Regions from separate parts of the Homo sapiens genome. Here region 2 is linked to region 1. Evidence: read pairs that join two places in POLR2A ChIA-PET (ENCODE). Cell type or tissue: PC-3. All regions are shown on one strand. Each heading gives the region's core, and the rest is flanking DNA. Links, peaks and the distances in the headings are about the cores only. Region 1 has its middle 100 kb from the start of LINC01049. Region 2 has its middle 80 kb from the start of LINC00410.

Region 1 (10,265 bases), core at 1,471-9,470:
TTCTTAAATTATATTTAATACTGACTAAATATGTGCATGCTTATTATACTCTGATTACTGTTTTTCTAAAAAAATTTGAATTTTTTATATTTTCTTTCAAAATCTGTCAATAGTTTAAGAAAAAAACGTAGTGACACTGAAAATGATGTCATAATATATAAAACTGAAATAATGAAATCAGTAATTTTTTCTAAGTAAGATATATTTGCTAATTATTACAATTGAGAAAATATTCAGAATTCCCCTTTATAATACTAAATATCACCTAGTTACTTTCATTTAAAATATTATAAATACCAACCAAATTTCTTTGAATGTTAACATGATTTGTAAAATGGCTGAAATAAAGATTCTATTGTCTATGAAAAGATGACATCAATTTTTTTTACCTGTGTTTCCAGAGATACTAATAAGCCAAGTTCTGGCTTCCTTTCTTAGCTAGGACAGAAGATACTGTCCTATTACATGTGGACAGATTATATTCCTAGTCTATTTAGCCACATTAAATTAATACCATTCTTCCAAAAAAGAATTTACATGTCATAAATTATTACTATAAAACAACTCAAAACCCTACTGAATTGGCACTGAATTGGCAATGAATTTGAGGGATTATATATTTTCTTCTTTTTATCTTTTCCATAAAATTCATTTTCAAATTCTCAATTATTGATTCATAGCTCTCTGACTGCTATCCAACTTAGATACTGATTTATATTCCTCAATAAACCTCTTAGCAACTCACATGAAAATATTTAGTTTAGAAGTTCATTTAATGCATTTAAGCTTGGAGTCAAGGACCACTGCTAAAAGAACATAATGCCTATTTAACTGGAGTTTATATCTGGATTTTAAACAACAAACCATAAAACCTAATTATTTAAAAATTACTGCTTGAGCAAAAAAAATCATATATATCAATTTATTGGTGATATTTTTGTCATGGCATGATTAATATTATTTCAGTAAGTACTAGGATTTATTGACTATTTCAGTGGGAAATGGAAACCATAAAGGTACAAAGGACTACAGCATTGCTTTACTATTAATAAGGATTCTGCTTCTAGAAAGTGTAAGAGAATTCATAGTTGGAGCATGAAGATGCGCTACCTCATTCCAATGGACTCTGTATGAATATGGGCCTTATTATCTAGAATTTGAGGATATCAAAACAGATCATGACCCCAGCCAGCAATATGTCCCCTCAAGAACGCTCTCTTCATTTCTCACATCACAACCTGGGGTCCCTTCGTTTGGTTCTCTAGTATTTTTAACTTCCCTATTCTACCTGAAATTAATGCCTCTTCTCATTCTCACCACCTCTTGCATCTTGACAATCCTTGCAGTTGCAATTTGGGAGATACAGCTAAAACCTGTTCTTTTTCCCATTGGTCTTGACCTTGGCATACACCTATACCTGGGAGGTTAAGATTTCCCAAAGGGTACACGTGCATGGCTGTTTAGATCCTCAACTTCCACACAAACTCCTTCCCATAAGTTCCTTCTTTGATGTCGTTCTTCTCAATTCCCCGTCTCTAGCACTGCAAAAGAAGTTTATGCCTCTTGGGCATCCTGAGTCTTCTTATCTTGCATTGTCATTGATATTAAAAACCCTGAGCCACCTAAACAAGGGACAATTCCAAATCTTTTTAATTGTAGGAAGACCCACTTTCCATCTTTTGAGAGAGAAAGAGAGTTCTAGACTGAATGAGAATGAGAACTAGAATAGAGATTGTGGTCATAGGAATCTATATTAATACAAATATTTAGATGAAAAAATAAATTCGGCCTTTTTATAACAAAAAGCAAATCTCATTTGGCTGATTGCTTAGACAATGAAGACTGGGTTTGCCAATTCATTTATATGAAAGATGATTTTGATATTCATTGAACTAAACCTGTAGCTCTAAAATTTTCCAGAAAATATATTTAAGCATATGATAAAATGTATATTTTAATTAAAAGTATATAATTGAAAAGTGTGTATTGAGATTGAAAATAATTTAATTTTCCCAAATTATCTAAGTATTTCAGTTTATAAAGGAGTTTCTCTAAATGGGAAATTAACAGGTACAGTATACTTCCAAGAAACTAAAATATGATTGACTCTAATTACATATAAAAGAATCTTTTTGCATTTTTTCTTCAACAAAATTGAAAAGATCAGTAAATTATCAGGTAATAAATCTATAAATATTAACTGTAACATTCAACCAGTGTATGATTCCTAGCCTGTAATTCTAATGGAATTCAAATCATTGAGTGAAATGTTATAACAAAACACTTTCCATTCTCATTTACATAAATGATTTTTTCCCAATTATAGCACCTGAAAAATACATAACTATAAAATTTATTATGTACTTGGTTGGCATACTAGCAATAAGTATTATGTTTCCTCTCTCATTAAGAAAAGTATTTTAAATAATTATCCATTAGTGAAATTTATAGTATTCTGTATTGGCTTTATTAATACTCTTATTAACAATTGAAATGAAAACTCAATCTGAATAGTTTATTTTAAAATTTGGAAACTTCTAATCATAGAAATAAAAAGTGAATTTCAAGTGCATGTGGAGTATGTATGAAGAATTGTTCATTTCAGGGTGTACGATATGGAGATTAATAAAAGATGATGGGCTTACTTTCTGCTGGGGAACTGGAGTGGTAGTACAAGTTTTAAAACAAAAGGAGACATCATAAAATTGACACCTATTAGAGAAGTGCTTGCTTATGTATTTGTAAGTGAATGATTATTATTATCAAATATTATGGTGTTAGATTACATTTATACATGTAAATGCTTAATGTAATTCTAAATTTAACTACATGTAACATATTGGGAATTATATCCTTGCAAGTATTTAAACTCATGGTTCAAATTTTTAGATGTCAGTCTAAATTGTACAACAGTATGCAGAAGTTTTCTAAAGTATGTAATCACTACCAAGCCAAATTGTTTGGAAAACATTGTGGTATACACACCTTTTTATATTTACTGTTACTTGTTACAATTCAAGGCAAGTTGATTAGTCATTTAGTCTAAATTTCTTTAATTACACTACAAAAATTTAAATGTACAGTAGATAATTATTTCCTGGCGTTCCACTCTATATGGAAATGTAGGCTTTGTGTGCCGTTTGTTGGATAAAATTGAATTATGATGCTGGATTCTGTCCCATGGCATTCTCTACACTCTTCAGAAAAGTTTAATGTTAAAATAAAGGCAAAAAAGCAGCAATTATTTGTTCTAAATGCAGAGTTGTGTCTGTACCTTTGTACTTTACTAGAAGAGATTAGCTTGACAAAGAGACAATTTCTATGATTATTATATTTTAAATATGCCCTCCTTACCTCAGTTACTAAATGCAAAGAAGATGCTGTTAATAAAACAGTAGATATGGCCCTTAATATTCATAATTATTGCTTTTTATGTAAATTTTGAGCTAATTTAAGAGCCATATTAGGATAACTTATCTTAATGGAACTACTTAATAAGTACATCCTAATTTCCTATTGGCCAGGTTTATAATTAACATTTATGCTTTAAATTCTGTGTGATAATTTCTACTTTGATTTTATTCCATGTTATGAATAGCATAAATAGGATAATGTTTTAGTTTATATTGAATTTTTTAAATTACATTTTAATTAAAAAAATTTAAAAGTAAGAGTAGGTCACTTTTTTTGCCAATAATTATTCTCAACATACTAAATGGAACATTTATTTTTTGGAGGCTATTTTATTTTGTGATTATACGATCAGTTAATGTTATTCAATGAAAAACAAACAAAATGTCTAAGAGGTAGTATAGGCTACTTTAGATCTCTCCTGTTTCAAAGGAAACGAAATATGAGTTCAGCCTTTTCAGTTAAATTACACAATGGTTTTATCTTATTCTCAGAGCTTCTAGAAAATATATTGGTCTATAATTATAAATAATAACTTCCAGATGCATACCTGGGTGCTTTTTGCCATTCAGTCCAAACAACATTCCAGGAGTTTGATTCTTTCATCTCAAATTTAAGTACATTGTACAATGTTACACCACAATCAAGAGGCAGATCCAAAATGTAAACAAATGCCCAAATGCTCCAAAGAATAGCGATACATACTCATCAGTTTCCAGTACGATCAACAGATTATATTTCAAAAGTCAGATCTTCAGGTCATTTATTCATAAATTTCACATTTTGAAGATGGATGATGTTTTTAGACTCCTGACACATTTCAACAAAATGTAACGGATTTAGATATTCAGTTTCCTACAACAGACATTTTTCTCTTGCATGATATTCTAAAGGGCATTTAAAAATAATACGATGACTGCAATATATAAATTTTTAATAAAGTTGGTAATAGTTGCCTTATCACTCAACTTCTATTGCTTGGCAATTAGAAATAGCTTTGAAGATTATTTTTTTCTTCAGATCAGAGAACAAAGCAAAGGGGGGACATTGGCATTTCCCACCCCATCATACCCAATAATGACCATTGTTGCAGTTTATGTATAGGAGTGGACTCAAATCAATTCAAGTCAATATAATTTATTTAATGAATAGACTATAATAGAATAGAGATTTTTTGAAATTCAGAATGTCTCTCTCCAGGCCAAATAATATTTTTTTTATATACTCACAATGTGATAAAAAATTTAATCACCAGAAGAAAAAGCCAGCAAAAAGCTTCACTTTCTCTTTATTTTCCTTCAGGGCACTGATAAGCAGAATTCAACTATCACCTGTACTATGACATTCAATCCGGTGTCTACTAGCAATGTCTTTTTCAAAGAGTTAGGGTTGACACTTAGTGACTGACAGTAGATCACAAATTGTTATTGTAGGCTATTGAGGTTAACATGTCAGAAAGTGTGAGAGTTTTCTAATTCTGTTTAATTATGTTATCCACGGCAGAATTTGGGCCTAAGTTAAAATCCAATTACAACTTTCTTTGTGTTTTGGAGTAAACAAAAACCTGTTTTCCTTTTTTTTTTTTTTTTAACAGAATGCCAGGGAGCAAGGTTCCTTTATGAAAGAATAATTATCTGTAGGTTTAATATGGAGGATTAATAGATATTATTAATTTTTCTCTAATGTAGGCTAACAGAAAATAAACTGAAGGTCTTGACCAAACCTACTTAATAAAACAGTAGTAGATAATCTTTTCAAAAGAATAATATCACAGTGAATTTCATGAATGATTTCATTTTCCCATCTCACAAATCTACCAAACCATCTGTTGAAGGTTTGGGGAGGTTTTATTTATTTATTTATTTATTTATTTATTTATTTATTTTTAATTAATTGCTTAGCTGTGTTTATTATGAAGCAGAGATTGTAAAGAATCTCAAGTACTATTTTGGAATTAGCTAGTGAAAGTGGAGCAAAAAAAAAAACTGCTGATGACACAGAGATGAGACAGAAAAAATAAAATAATTTCAGACATAAAATCCTTGAGGAAGTCAGAGGAGGCAAAATCCAGTAGCGCAGAAAATGGGTTGGTTGGCCTATAGGTAGGGCTAGGAGGTAGAGGATTTAAGGCTAAGGGTGATATTTGAACATGGCCTCGTAAATTTGTGTCACTCATCAGATCATATTGTAAATCAATAAGAAAATGATATTATAATTATACAATGTTTGATTTTTCAGTAAAGGCACATATGTTTTAATATATTAGCCTGAAAGATTTTCTGATTAGTACTCTTCACTATATTGCAAAGTAAAATCAGAGACAAAAATACATCTTTATTACTGTTAATATAAAGTATTTCCCACTAGGTGAATATTCACTTTGAAAGCTAAATTTCTTAATTGTAAAGTCTATATTGTAGGATTTTTACATATTATTTTAAAATTATTGAGTTAAGAGTTTTCATTAAAATATATATTATTTTACATATTTGAAAGTTATTAAGTATATTCAGAGACCACAAAGATAAAGCCCTTTACATATTCCTCAAATATGTTACTCTGAAAATTGCCATTTCTTTTTGTGCCTTTGTTGTGCATTTGTAAATGTATTTCTTCTATTTCAGGTTTAATGTCTTTTAACAGTACTACTATGCATTTCTTTTTGTAGTTTCTTTTCTTTTGTGAATTTTCTTGGCAATCGATTAACCTAGTAGTAACAGTCTAGTTGTATCTAAAAAATGACCATCAAGACATGTATTGGCAGAGCTGTTACCACTCTGAGCTTTCAAGCTTTCAGTCATTCTAATCAAGTTCTGCTCATGTTGATTCACTGTATCATTGCATCATTGCAGAGACAAATTACAATTGACTGCTGAATTCTAAACCTAAACAATGCTGGTGCAATGAGTCATGCCTATAATCCCAGCACTTTGGTAATTCAAGGAAGATGATCACTTGAGGCCAAGAGTTTGACACCAGTTAAGGCTTTGTATTCATAATATGACCCTCATCTCCACAAATTTTTTAAAGAAAAGATATTAATAGCTGGACATTGTAGCTCCTACCTGTTAGCCCTAACTACTCAGGATATTGAGGCGGGAGGGTACCTTGAGCCCAGGAGTTCAAGGCTGCAGTGAGCTGTGATCACACCACTGCATTCTAGCCTGGGCAACAGAGCAAGACTGCCTCTAAAAACAACATCAAAAAATGAACAAACAAACAAACAAAAGCAAAGCTAATTGTGATACAGAACTTTCCATCAGAATGATTTTGTAACATTTCTTAGGGAAGAATAAGCAGAGACTTGATGACTTCATTCATAAAATCTGAAATCTCCAAGAACTTTTACCATCATAATTTTGTGTTCAAGTTAATACTAGAACATGAGTAGCTCAACCCAACTTCCTCAGCAGAAACACCTAGAATGTTTTCCTAGGAGAGAGATTTGGTAAGTGTCTAGTAATACTCAAGTAGCTATAAAGCACAGCTATAAACAACAATGCTATAAAAACAGCTATACATAAAATAATTTAAACGCAGAACTGCCTGCTCGCTTATGCTTGGAACTGAGGAGTTTCAGTGATAAAATTGGACGGTTCTGAGCAGACTGAGATTGGCGGTCAGCGGGTGAGATAATTGGTGGTTAGTGCTTTAAAGGCTAGAGGTAACGATTATAATAATTAAATATTCGAATTTTGTTGGTGCAATAAATAAATTTAAAATGTGGAAAAGTTATTGCTTTCTTTTGTACTACTAGAGGCAACACCTGATATAGTTTTAGAATTTTGGTTAATAAAACAAAATCTATATCTAATTGAAGAGAGTTGGTTCTTGCCAACTGGGGCAGTCACCCAACAGAACTTAAGTAAAATCCCCTACTCAGCTCTGAAGCCAGTTCTCCAGAGTATAGTGAATAGTGACAATGTGCATTCTAATGCCTTACAGGGAACACCACAAAGAAATGGTCATAGAATATTGCCATGCCCTTTCTTCCATTCCCAAGTGTTGATTTTTGTCACTCAATACTAAAATAAAGAAGTCAAGTTGGGTTTATTATGATAACATGTTTGAATTTTTAAATACAATAAATAATTATATAAGCACTGAAATAAATTGAATTTGCAAATATTTTCTATTCTTACTTGTTTAAACGAAACTGAGAAATAACTGGAACACTGAAGTATTTTACATCTTCGTATTTGTAGAACATGAATATAAAACAGAAATTAAAATTTATATTATTTTTGATATCCATGATATTCCATGATGTTTCAACTTTAAAATGTTTTTCTATTTCTTGTGCATTGAAAGATTTTTGCAGTTATCACAAGGAGTTATTGAATAAATGAGGTTTCAGACTGAACATACCCAGTGTAGTTTGGTTTCTCGATTCACTGGTTATTGATAAACTATTAAATTTTAACAGTCATATCTAAAGATTTTTAAATGTTTATCACAGAGAGAAACTTAATTAAACACATTAGGGCATTTGAAACTTTATTTGCCATACTAAATTTTCCTTTCCAGTATTCGAATGCTGAATTTAGACAATAGCAGTTTCTTGAATACTGACATAATTTTTATCAATTTAGTAAATTAAATATCTTTTAGATATTTCAACACTAAATATAACTTACTAAGATTTCAGCTAAAAATTATTAAACTAACTACAACTAGTTGTTGAACTAAAATATTTTGCAACTATTTATTAAGCTAAAATATATTTTCAAATTAATGTTATAATACTACCATTTGAAAAAGCTAAAACATTTTATGTACTACAAGCACATAAATTGGTAAATATGCAAAACCTCCTTAACACAAAAATATTAATAATATGAGCTTGGTTCTCAGAAACATTTGTCTACTTAGTCCTAAATCTGAGATTAAAAAAAAAAAAAAAAATGCTTATCCAGGCTAAGTGTGGTGGCTCACGCCTGTAATCCCAGCACTTTAGGAGGCTGAGGCTGGTGGATCACTTGAGGTCAGGAGTTTGAGACCAACCTGACCAACATGGTGAAAGCCCACCTCTACTAAAAACACAAAAATTAGCTGGGTGTCGTGGCACATGCCCGTGGTTCCAGCTACTCAGGAGGCTAAGGCAGGAGAATCACTTGAACCCAGAGGCAGAGGTTGCAGTGAACCAAGATCATGCCACTGCACTCCAGCCTGGTTGACAGAGTGAGACTCCATCTCAAAAAACAAAACAAAACAAAACAAAAACCTTATCTACTAAGAAAAAAAAAATTACTATCTTCGTTTAATTGAGATTACTTGAGATTACTTACTATCAGAGATTTAGCCTACATGTGGTAACTGTGAAGCAGCATCATTGTCTGGGGTGACACTCGAGGTTCTTGTTCTCATGGCAAAGGAAATCAAGGACTCAGACATGACAAGGGTAAGGTTTAGAGCATAAATTTAATAGGCGAAAGAAAGAGAACAGCTTTTCGCTACAGAATGGGGTCCCAGAAAAAGGGTTGCCATTTTTACAGTGGAATGCAAAGGCTTTTAAAAGAAACTGATGAGGGCAGGGCATCTCATTTGCATAAAGCATGAATTCTGGTGGCTCCACCCTGTCCTCCTAATGTGCATGCAGGGCCCTTAGCTTGAGTTTCTCCATATTGCTTTGCTCATGGAATTTTCCATTGCGGGCATGTCTGGGCAAGTCACTTGTGTAGTTTTTCTTATCTGTGCAGTTGTGGGCACATCTTAGGCAAGCCCCCTCCCCCCAACCCCACCCCACGTGCAAATTCCCTTATCTGTTTCTACAAGCTGTTCTTTTGTTTGAAAGAATTCAACCAAAGACCCACTCTAACTGCCTGCCTGACTGGGTTTTTTCCATTTGTCTCTCTCAACTGCATGGGACATGTTAAACTTTTTCAGTAGTTTACTTCAGAACGTATATGATCACTTAGCATATGCTGTTGGATTTCAGTTGAAAACAATACATGATTCATATTTCTACTTATAGAGTTATGCAGCTCCCTCTATGGTTGATAAACTGAGTTACATAAACATCTTTCCCCTAACTCTAAAGACTTTAGAACTTAATAGGGTCCTCTGCTGTACAAATTTTAGTTAAAGACTTTTAGACTTGATGAATTCTTGCATCCTTTTATATTTTTTAGGTGTGTAGAACACTGATCAATAATTGAAATGATAATTAATTTTCAGATATTTCACATGGTTTTCTTTAACTTCATATTACAATGTATGTTATTATTTAACTGATCTCCTTCCTTGAGTCAGTGAAAGTCTCCTAATATTTTTGTCATGTTAGCTAATTTTCATATACATTCTTGATAAAAGTGTTGATAATATTGTATATCTAAGAAGGCTCAAAAGATTTTTTTATATTAATCTTCTTATAAAACCATCTTATGTTAATTTGCCATTTGGTTCACTATTATGGCCTTTTCATAGATTCAATGTATTTTAAGTAATTACAGTCATCATTCTCCTTTTGATGCTCAAGTATTCACAACTTCTTTTGTGTGTCCTCTATGTGCTTAGCATGACCATATTACTATTTCAAAGCTTCATTTCTTTCTGACTCAGCCAAGTGTTCCAGATTCTGCTTGTACATTCCTGCTCCTGACATGGGATCAACTAACCCTCCCAAAGATTCCTAGTTACTTTCAACGGAAAAATACTAATAGACAAGAAGACAAAATACAAATAGACCAATAGACATCTGGTATAGGCTGAATTGATCTTAGTCCATTTCAATCAATAGATCTAGAGAAGACTGTACAGATCAACAGATAAAGAATTTTGATGAAATATTTACAGTTCAATTTTTACATTAAAATGCTTGAATCTTTTTTTCATTCAATATATTTTTATCTTCT
Region 2 (10,265 bases), core at 1,378-9,377, 250 kb before region 1:
GCCAAGGAATGCCTGCAGCCCAGGATTCCTCCTAAGCCACGTCCCATCTGTGCCGGACCCCACTGGAAATCGGACTGTCCAACTCACCTGGCAGCCACTCCCAGAGCCCCTGGAACTCTGGCCCAAGGCTCTCTGACTGCTTCCCAGATCTTCTTGGCTTAGCGGCTGAAGACTGACGCTGCCTGATTGCCTCGGAAGCCCCCTAGACCATCACGGATGCCCAGCTTCAGGTAACTCTCACAGTGGAAGGTAAGCCCGTCCCCTTCTTAATCAATACGGAGGCTACCCACTCCACATTACCTTCTTTTCAAGGGCCTTTTTCCCTTGCCTCCACAGCTGTTGTCGGTATTGATGGCCAGGCTTCTAAACCTCTTAAAACTCCCCAACTCTGGGGCCAACTTAGACAATACTCTTTTAAGCACTCCTTTTTAGTTATCCCCACCTGCCCAGTTCCCTTATTAGGCTGAGACACTTTAACTAAATTGTCTGCTTCCCTGACTATTCCTGGACTACAGCTGCATCTCATTGCTGCCCTTCTTCCCAATCCAAAGCCTCCTTTGCATCCTCCTCTTGTATCCCCCAAACTTAACCCGCAAGTATAAAATACCTCTACTCCCTCCTTGGTGACTGATCATGCACCCCTTATCATCTCATTAAAACCTAATCACCCTTACGCCACTCAACCCCAATATCCCATCCCGCAGCACGCTTTAAAAAGATTAAAGCCTGTTATCACTCGCCTGCTACAGCACGGCCTTTTAAAGCCTATAAACTCTCCTTACAATTCCCCCATTTTACCTGTCCTAAAACCAGACAAGCCTTACAAGTTAGTTGAGGATCTGCGCCTTATTAACCAAATTGTTTTGCCTATCCACCCAGTGGTGCCAAACCCATATATTCTCCTATCCTCAATACCTGCCTCTATAACCCATTATTCTGTTCTGGATCTCAAACATGCTTTCTTTACTATTCCTTTGCACCCTTAATCCCAGCCTCTCTTCACTTTCACTTAGACTGACCCTGACACCCATCAAGCTCAGCAAAATACCTAGGCTGTACTGCTGCAAAGCTTCACAGACAGCCCCCATTACTTCAATCAAGCCCAAATTTCTTCCTCATCTGTTACCTATCTCGGCATAATTCTCATAAAAACACACGTGCTCTCCCTGCTGATCGTGTCCGACTAATCTCTCAAACCCCAGCACCTTCTACAAAACAACAACTCCTTTCCTTCCTAGGCATGGTTAGTGCGGTCAGAATTCTTACACAAGAGCCAGGACCACACCCTGTAGCCTTTCTGTCCAAACAACTTGACCTACTGTTTTAGCCTAGCCCTCATGTCTGCGTGCAGTGGCTGCCGCTGCATTAATACTTTTAGAGGCCCTCAAAATCACAAACTATGCTCAACTCACTCTCTACAGTTCTCATAACTTCCAAAATCTATTTTCTTCCTCATACCTGATGCATATACTTTCTGCTCCCCGGCTCCTTCAGCTGTACTCACTCTTTGTTGAGTCTCCCTCAATTCCATTGTTCCTGGCCCAGACTTCAATCCAGCCTCCCACATTATTCCTGATACCACACCTGACACCCAGGACTGTATCTCTCCGATCCACCTGACATTCACCCCATTTCCCCAAATTTCCTTCTTTCGTGTTCCTCACTCTGATCACACTTGATTTATTGATGGCGGTTCCACCAGGCCTAATCGCCACACACCAGCAAAGGCAGGTTATGCTATAGTACAAGCCACTAGCCCACCTCTTAGAACCTCTCATTTCCTTTCCATCGTGGAAATCTATCCTCAAGGAAATAACTTCTCAGTGTTCCATCTGCTATTCTACTACTACTCAAGGATTATTCAGGCCCCCTCCCTTCCCTACACATCAAGCTCGAGGATTTGCCCCCACCCAGGACTGGCAAATTAGCTTTACTCAACATGTCCTGAGTCAGATAACTAAAATACCTCTTAGTCTAGGTAGATAATTTCACTGGATAGGTAGAGGCCTTTCCCACAGGGTCTGAGAAGGCCACCTCAGTCATTTCTTCCTTTCTGTCAGACATAATTCCTCAGTTTAGCCTTCCCACCTCAACACACTCTTATAACAGACCAGCCTTTATTAGTCAAATCAGCCAAGCAGTTTTTCAGGCTGTTAGTATTCAGTGAAACCTTTATATCCCTTACGGTCCTCCATCTTCAAGAAAAGTAGAATGGACTAAAGATCTTTTAAAAACACACCTCACCAAGCTCAGCCACCAACTTAAAAAGGACTGGACAATACTTTAACCACTTTCCCTTCTCAGAATTCAGGCCTGTCCTCGGAATGCTACAGGGTACTGCCCATTTGAGCTCCTGTATAGACGCTCCTTTTTATTAGGCCCCAGTCTCATTCCAGACACCAGACCAACTTAGACTGTGCCCCAAAAAACTTGTCATCCCTATTATCTTCTGTCTAGTCATACTCCTATTCACCGTTCTCAACTACTCATACATGCCCTGCTCTTGTTTACACTGCCGGTTTACAGTTTCTCCAAGCCATCACAGCTGATATCTCCTCGTGCTATCCCCAAACTGCCACTCTTAACTCTTGAAGTAAATACATAATCTTTGCTGGCAGGACTATGCTGAATCTCCTTAGGCACTATCTAATCAGATATCCTGAGTTGTCCCAATTCTTAGAACTTTTATACCTGTTTTTCTCCTTCTGTTATTCCATTTAGTTTCTCAATTCATCCAAAACCATATCCAGGCCATAACCAATAATTCTACACAACAAATGTTTCTTCTAACAACCCCACAATATCACCCCTTACCACAAGACCTCCCTTCAGCTTAATCTCTCCCACTCTAGGTTCCCACGCTGCCCCTAATCCCGCTTGAAGCAGCCCTGAGAAACATCACCCATTCTCTCTCCATATCACCCCCCAAAAATTTTCACTGCCCCAACACTTCAACACTATTTTGTTTTATTTTTCTTATTAATATAAGAAGGCAGGAATGTCAGGCCTCTGAGCCCAAGCCAAGCCATTGCATCCCCTGTGACTTGCACATATAAGCCCAGATGGCCTGAAGTAACTGAAGAATCACAAAAGAAGTGAATATGCCCTGCCCCACCTTAACTGATGACATTCCACCACAAAAGAAGTGTAAATGGCCGGTCCTTGCCTTAAGTGATGACATTACCTTGTGAAAGTCCTTTTCCTGGCTCATCCTGGCTCAAAAAACACCCCCACTGAGCACCTTGGGACCCCCACTCCTGCCCGCCAAAGAACAAACCCCCTTTGACTGTAATTTTCCTTTACCTACCCAAATCCTATAAAACAGCCCCACCCCTATCTCCCTTCGCTGACTCTCTTTTTGGACTCAGCCTGCCTGCACCCAGGTGAAATAAACAGCCATGTTGCTCACACAAAGCCTGTTTGGTGGTCTCTTCACATGCACGAGCATGAAAGTCTCTTTAAAAGATGATTTGAAAAAGTGAAAACAATTTTAGAAAAGTACAGAGATTTACAGAAGTGCATACTCATGACCTAGGATTAACTATATTTATATTTGTCATTTTTGCAATAGTTTAGAAATAAAATAGAATCCCTTTTTTTCCTATCTTAAAGTTCATTTCCCTACCTTCCCACTCTGAGTGAACCAATGTGATGAATTTGATGAGTGTTCCATTAGACCATGTTTGTACTGAAATTCTGTTTCTATAAGTAATGTGTTTCATTATGTTTTTACAAAGTTATATAAATGCTGTCAGTCAATACAGAGCAACTTATTCTTGCAACTTAATTTTTTATTCCACGCTGTGTTTTTAGCTCTTCTCTGTACATTTCTATACCTCTGATTCAAGTGTATGAACATTTCACAAATATTTATCCATTCTCCCACTGATGAACAATTGATTAATCCCAAATTTTGTTATGCTTTAACATGCGTACATCTCCAGATACACCCATGGAAAAATCTCTCTCTTCATTTACCCTAGATTGGAGGCACACCAAGGTTTAAGACCCAGTGCCCTGATGTGATAAGCACACCTCATTTGAACTAATGTTTCATGTTTATTTTCTTGTTTTCTGCACTGAATCTTTTGTAAGTTCACATTTCTAAAGGGCACAATGAAACAAATATTTTGAGTTTTAGTACTTTGGTTTAATGGGATCTTGAAAGATCTCTGGGCAGTAAAGAAGTAAGCACTTAAAGTCATCTGTCATTTGGCCAATGGAATTCATTTTTAAAAACACGCATTTAATCATCAAATTCTTTAGTGTAAAGCATTTCAGTTAAATTGACATTCTATGACTACCAAATAGGAAACAAATTCTTAGTAAGCCTGAAAGAACCTTCAATGGTCTCAACACCTATTTTCCTCCTTAATCTCTTGATTTGTGCCCCTGACTATGTTTTATCTACACTAAAACCCTTGCAGTTCCCAATCTGCTCGTTGTAGTTTAAAACTTTCACGCTTCGTTAATGTCACTGCCTCTGTCATCTTTGAAAAGACGATAGTTTTGTGCCTGCTGAACATATATGAAATGCATGCAAAAAGAGTTTGTTGAAACTCTTTGTTACGACTTGCTCTTCCCGCTTCACATTCTACCTGGCCTCTAATTTAATATTAATTGTTTTGGAAATCAGAGTCAACAAAAAGACCCACAAGACTTAATGGGGTCCCATCAGTCATCATAATTTGATTTGAAAGGCTGAAAGCGGGCAGCACTGTCATTCATAGCCAAACAGTCCTATTGAGAGGTCTTGGACTATCAGGCCAGCTGTCAGACCACTCCATGCACTGGGTGTGCTCTGTTGGTCAGGGACTGGGAGGGAAACTACCTCTCCTTCCCTTAACCAAGCATGAATTATGTTTGTTAGCAAACCTCTCTGGGAATATATGTCAAGCCACATTCCTCCTGGGGCAGCTGCAACTTCAGGGCTTCACAATAAACAGTTCTGAAAACCAGATATTATCTGCAATTTAGCATACAGCATGGAATTATGATACATAATTCACTATGCTTCAGAGAATAGGGCTGCAAGAAGATAAAATCAGGGTTTTAATTCCCAGCTATCTCTCTCAAATTTTAAGAGAGATGTTATGGACTGTGCTCTCCCCACAACCCGGCCCATAAGTCGCATGTTGAAGTTCTTACCTCTAGTACCTTGGACTGTGACTATATTTGGAAACAGGGCCTTTAAAGAGACAGTTAAGTGAAAAGGAGGCCTTTAGTATGGGCCTAGTGTAATCTGACCAGCCCTTATCAGATTAATAAAGTTAAATACACAGAAAGATACCAGAGATGCATTAGCGCAAAGGAAAGACCATGTGAGCACACGAAGAGAAGGCAGCCATAGGCAAGCCAAAGACAGTGGCCTTAGAAGAAATCAACCCTGCCAGTACCTTGATCTTGGACTTCCAGCTTCCAAAATTGTAAGAAAAGAAACTCCTGATGTTTAAGTCATCCCATCTGTGATATTTTGTTATGGAAGCCTGTGTTAGGTCGCTTTTGCATTGCTGTAAAGAAATACCTGGGAGTGCATAATTTATGAAGAAAAGAGGTTTAATTGGCTCACGTTCTGCAGGCTTTACAGGAAGCATGGTGCTAGCATCTGCTCAGCTTCTGACGAAGCCTCAGAGAGCTTTCATTCATGGCAGAAGGCAAAGGGGGAACAGGCACATCACATGTGGAAAGCAGAAGAAGGGGAGAGAGTGAAGGGAAAGGTGCCACACACTCTTAAATTACCACATCTCATGAGAACTCACTATAAGGAAGACAGCACCAAGCCATGAGGGATCCGCCTCCATGATCCAAACACTTCCCACTAAGCTCCATCTCCAGCACGGGAGATTACAATTCAACATGAGATTTGGGCAGGGACAAATACCCAAACTACATCACAGCCCTAGCAAGCTAATACAAGGTAACTGGGATGTCATCCTGCACTTTTGAAAACTTATTGCACTTATTCTTTTAGAAGTCTGTTTCGAAAAAAAAAAAAAATTCTGTTTCATTCATTAGACAGTGAAACTCATTGACACTTTCCTGACTATTCATTATAAAATTGCATCTATCTTTCCAATGTTCCCTACCACTTATCATCCTCTTGCAAACTACATGTTTTTCATGTATTTGTTTATTATCTGGGACCCTTACTGTCCTTTCCCCTGCTCTATATTCCATCACTTCACTAGAATTTAAACTGCTGGAGAGCAGACATTTGCATTTGTTTTGTGCATTGCCCAGTGGCCAGTACCTAGAACACTACTCAGCTTAGAAAGGCTGTAAATAACTATTTACATGACAGCAAGAACAGTTTAAGAATTAGGTAATCTGCAGATTTCTATGCAGAGCAAATGCATGGTGTGACATAGGTATATAATTTGTAGATATTTAACAAATGTTTCTTGAGCAAACACCAGCAGATTTCAAATATTTTCTTCAGAAAACTTAATAATTGCAGAATTTTCATTCTTTCCAAATTCTGTTTTTACTTTAAAAAACTTTACATGCTTCATTTTAAATTTAACAAGCCATATATATATGTGTGTGTGTGTGCAATGCTCTGGACATAGTGCTTAAAGTTTTACTAAATTTGACACATTTAACTCATATCAATTCTTTTTTGGATTTTTAAAAGAAAATTGTAAAAGGTAGAGTTGGTGGGAGAATCTGGGGAAGAAAGGATCCTAGTTCGAGCTCTGGCCTGCTAAGAAAGAATTCTAGTATGAATGTGAAGATCAATAGAGCTTTGAAACTCAGATTAGAGCAGACCATAGGAGAAGCAGGGGTCATTGTCGCTGACTGGATTTAGTACACAGGGAATGTGTAACCCAGGGTTATGTTTTAAAAACCATTCAATCAGTGGCATTACTAATGGTAATTTTCATGCACGTCCGTGTGAAGAGACCACCAAACAGGCTTTGTGTGAGCAACATGGCTGTTTATTTCACCTGGGTGCAGGCGGGCTGAGTCCAAAAAGAGAGTCAGTGAAGGGAGATAGGGGTGAGGCCATTTTATAGGATTTGGGAAGGTAATGGAAAACTACAGTCAAAGGGGGTTGTTCTCTGGTGGGCAGGGGCGGGGGTCACAAGGTGCTCAGTGTGGGAGCTTCTGAGCCAGGAGAAGGAAATTCACAGGGTTAATCACTCAGTTAAGGTGGGGCAGGAACAAATCACAATGGTGGAATGTCATCAGTTAAGGCGGGGCAGGGCCTTTTCATTTCTTTTGTGATTCTTCAGTTACTTCAGGCCATCTGGGCATATATACGTGCAAGTCACAGGGGATGCAATGGCTTGGCTTGGGCTCAGAGGCCTGACATTCCTGCCTTCTTATATTAATAAGAAAAATAAAACAAAATAGTGTTGAAGTGGTGGGGCGCCGAAAATTTCTGGGGGATGGTATGGAGAGAGAATGGACGATGTTTCTCAGGGCTGCTTCAAGCGGGATTAGGGGCAGCGTGGGAACCTAGAGTGGGAGAGATTAAGCTGAAGGAAGATTTTGTGGTAAGGGGCGATATTGTGGGGTTGTTAGAAGAAACATTTGTCATTTAGAATTATTGGTGATGGCCTGGATATGGTTTTGTATGAATTGAAAAACTAAATGGAATAAGAGAAGGAGAAAAACAGGTATAAAAGGTCTAAGAATTGGGAGGACCTAGAACATCTGATTAGAGAGTGCCTAAGGAGATTCAGCATAGTCCTGCCAGCAAAGATTATGTATTTACTTCAAGAGTTAAGAGTGGCAGTTTGGGGATAGCACCAGGAGATATCAGCTGTGATGGCTTGGAGAAACAGTGTAAACCGGCAGTGTAAACAAGAGCAGGGCATGTATGAGTAGTTGAGAATGGAGAATAGGAGTATGAATAGACAGAAAATAGTAGGGATGACAAGTTTTTTTGGGGGGCATAGTCTAAGTTGGTCTGGTGTCTGGAATGAGACTGGGGCCTAATAAAAAGGAGCTCAAATAGGCTGTACCCTGTAGCATTCTGAGGACAGGTCTGACTTCTGAGAAGGGAAAGTGGTAAAAGTATTGTCCAGTCCTTTTTAAGTTGGTGGCTGAGCTTGGTGAGGTGTGTTTTTGAAAGACCTTTAGTCCATTCTACTTTTCCTGAAGATGGAGGACCATAAGGGATATAAAGGCTTCACTGAATACTAACAGCCTGAAAAACTGCTTGGCTGATTTGACTAATAAAGGCTGGTCTGTTATCAGACTGTATAGAGGTGGGAAGGCTAAACTGAGGAATTATGTCTGACAGAAGGGAAGAAATGACTGAGGTGGCCTTCTCAGACCCTGTAGGAAAGGCCTTTACTTATTCAATGAAAGTGTCTATTTAGACTAAGAGGTATTTTAGTTTCCTGACTCGGGGCATGTTGAGTAAAGCTAATTTGCCAGTCCTGGGTGGGGGCAAATCCTCGAGCTTGATGTGTAGGGAAGGGAGGGGGCCAGAATAATCCATGAGGAGTAGTAGAATAGCAGATGGAACACTGAGAAGTTATTTCCTTGAGGATAGATTTCTACGATGGAAAGGAAACGAAAGGTTCTAAGAGGTGGGCTAGTGGCTCGTACTATAGCATAACCTGCCTTTGCTGTTGTGTGGCGATTAGGCCTGGTGGAAATGCCATCAATAAATCAAGCGTGATCAGGGTGAGGAACAGGAAAGAAGGAAATATGGGGAAATGGGGTGAATATCAGGTGGATCAGAGAGATACAGTCATGGGTGTCAGGTGTGGTATCAGGAATAATGTGGGAGGCTGGATTGAAGTCCAGGCCAGGAACAATGGTAATTGTGGGACTTAACAAAGAGTGAGTACAGCAGAAAGTATATGCGTCAGGTATGAGGAAGAAAATAGATTTTGGAAGTTATGAGAACTGTACAGAGTGAGTTGAGCATAGTTTGTGATTTTGAGGGCTTCTAAAAGTATTAAAGCAGTGGCAGCCACTGCACGCAGACGTGAGGGCTAGGCTAAAACAGTAAGGTCAAGTTGTTTGGAAAGAAAGGCTACAGGGTGTGGTCCTGGCTCTTGTGTAAGAATTCTGACCACACTAACTATGCCTAGGAAGGAAAGGAGTTGTTTTGTAAGGGATTGAGGTTTGGGAGATTAATCAGACACGATCAGCAGGGAGAGCACGTGTGTTTTTATGAGAATTATGCTGAGATAGGTAACAGATGAGGATGAAATTTGGGCTTGACTGAAGTAATGGGGGCTGTCTGTGAAGCTTTGCAGCAGTACAGCCCAGGTAATTTGCTGAGCCTAATGGGTGTCAGGGTCAGTCCAAGTGAAAGCGAAGAGAGGCTGGGATGAGGGGTGCAAAGGAATAGTAAAGAAACCATGTTTGAGATCTAGAACAGAATAACAGGTTGTGGAGGGAGGTATTGAGGATAGGAGAGTATATGGGTTTGGCACCACTGGGTGGATAGGCAAAACAATTTGGTTGATAAGGCATAGATCCTGAACTAACTTATAAGGCTTGTCTGGTTTTAGGACAGGTAAAATGGGGGAATTGTAAGGAGAGTTTATAGGCTTTAAAAGGCCATGCTGTAGCAGGTGAGTGATAACAGGCTTTAATCCTTTTAAAGCGTGCTGTTAGATGGGATCTTGACATTGAGTGGGGTAAGGGTGATTAGGTTTTAATGAGATGGTAAGGGGTGCATGATCGGTCACCAAGGAGGGAGTAGAGGTATCTTATACTTGTGGGTTAAGGTGGGGAGATACAAAGGGAGGATGCAAAGGAGGCTTTGGATTGGGAAGAAGGCAGCAATGAGATGCAGCTGTAGTCCAGGAATAGTCAGGGAAGCAGATAATTTGGTTAAAATATCTTGGCCTAATAAGGGAACTGGGCAGGTGGGGATAACTAAAAAAGAGTGCTTAAAAGAGTATTGTCTAAGTTGGCACCAGAGTTGGGGAGTTTTAAGAGGTTTAGAAGCCTGGCCGTCAATACCCACAACAGTTATGGAGGCAAGGGAAACAGGCCCTTGAAAATAAGGTAATGTGGAGTGGGTAGCCTCCATATTGATTAAGAAGAGAACGGACTTACCCTCCACTGTGAGAGTTACCTAAGCTCAGCGTCCGTGATGGTCTATGGGGCTTCCAAGGCGATCGGGCAGCATCAGTCTTCAGCCATTCAGTGGAGAAGATCTGGGAAGGAGTCAGTCAGAGAGCCTTGGGCCAGAGTTCCAGGGGCTTTGGGAGTGGCTGCCAGGTGAGTTGAACAATCCGATTTTCAACGGGGTCCCACACAGATGGGACGTGGCTTAGGAGGAATCCCGG

Evidence for each region. Peaks named below come from ENCODE experiments on the same cell type or tissue, not always from the same donor. Only the 100,000 strongest peaks of a DNase experiment are listed, where the experiment ranks them.
Region 2: POLR2A ChIA-PET joins it to region 1 with 9 read pairs; 2 of 35 experiments call an interaction of 5 or more read pairs at or near these places.

The regions. Positions count from the first base shown.
Region 1 is chr13:90,590,902-90,601,166 of GRCh38, reverse strand. No RefSeq gene overlaps it. Among named protein-coding and RNA genes, the nearest start is that of LINC01049, 100 kb to the right of the region's middle. In PC-3, for the core only: a CTCF peak has its summit at 9,401; a DNase peak (open chromatin) is centred at 6,286.
Region 2 is chr13:90,841,758-90,852,022 of GRCh38, reverse strand. No RefSeq gene overlaps it. Among named protein-coding and RNA genes, the nearest start is that of LINC00410, 80 kb to the left of the region's middle. RefSeq lists enhancers at 2,270-3,019, 3,020-3,770, 6,999-7,568. In PC-3, for the core only: no CTCF peak of the experiment used is centred there; no DNase peak of the experiment used is centred there; H3K4me3 peaks cover 3,914 bases; H3K27ac peaks cover 1,909 bases.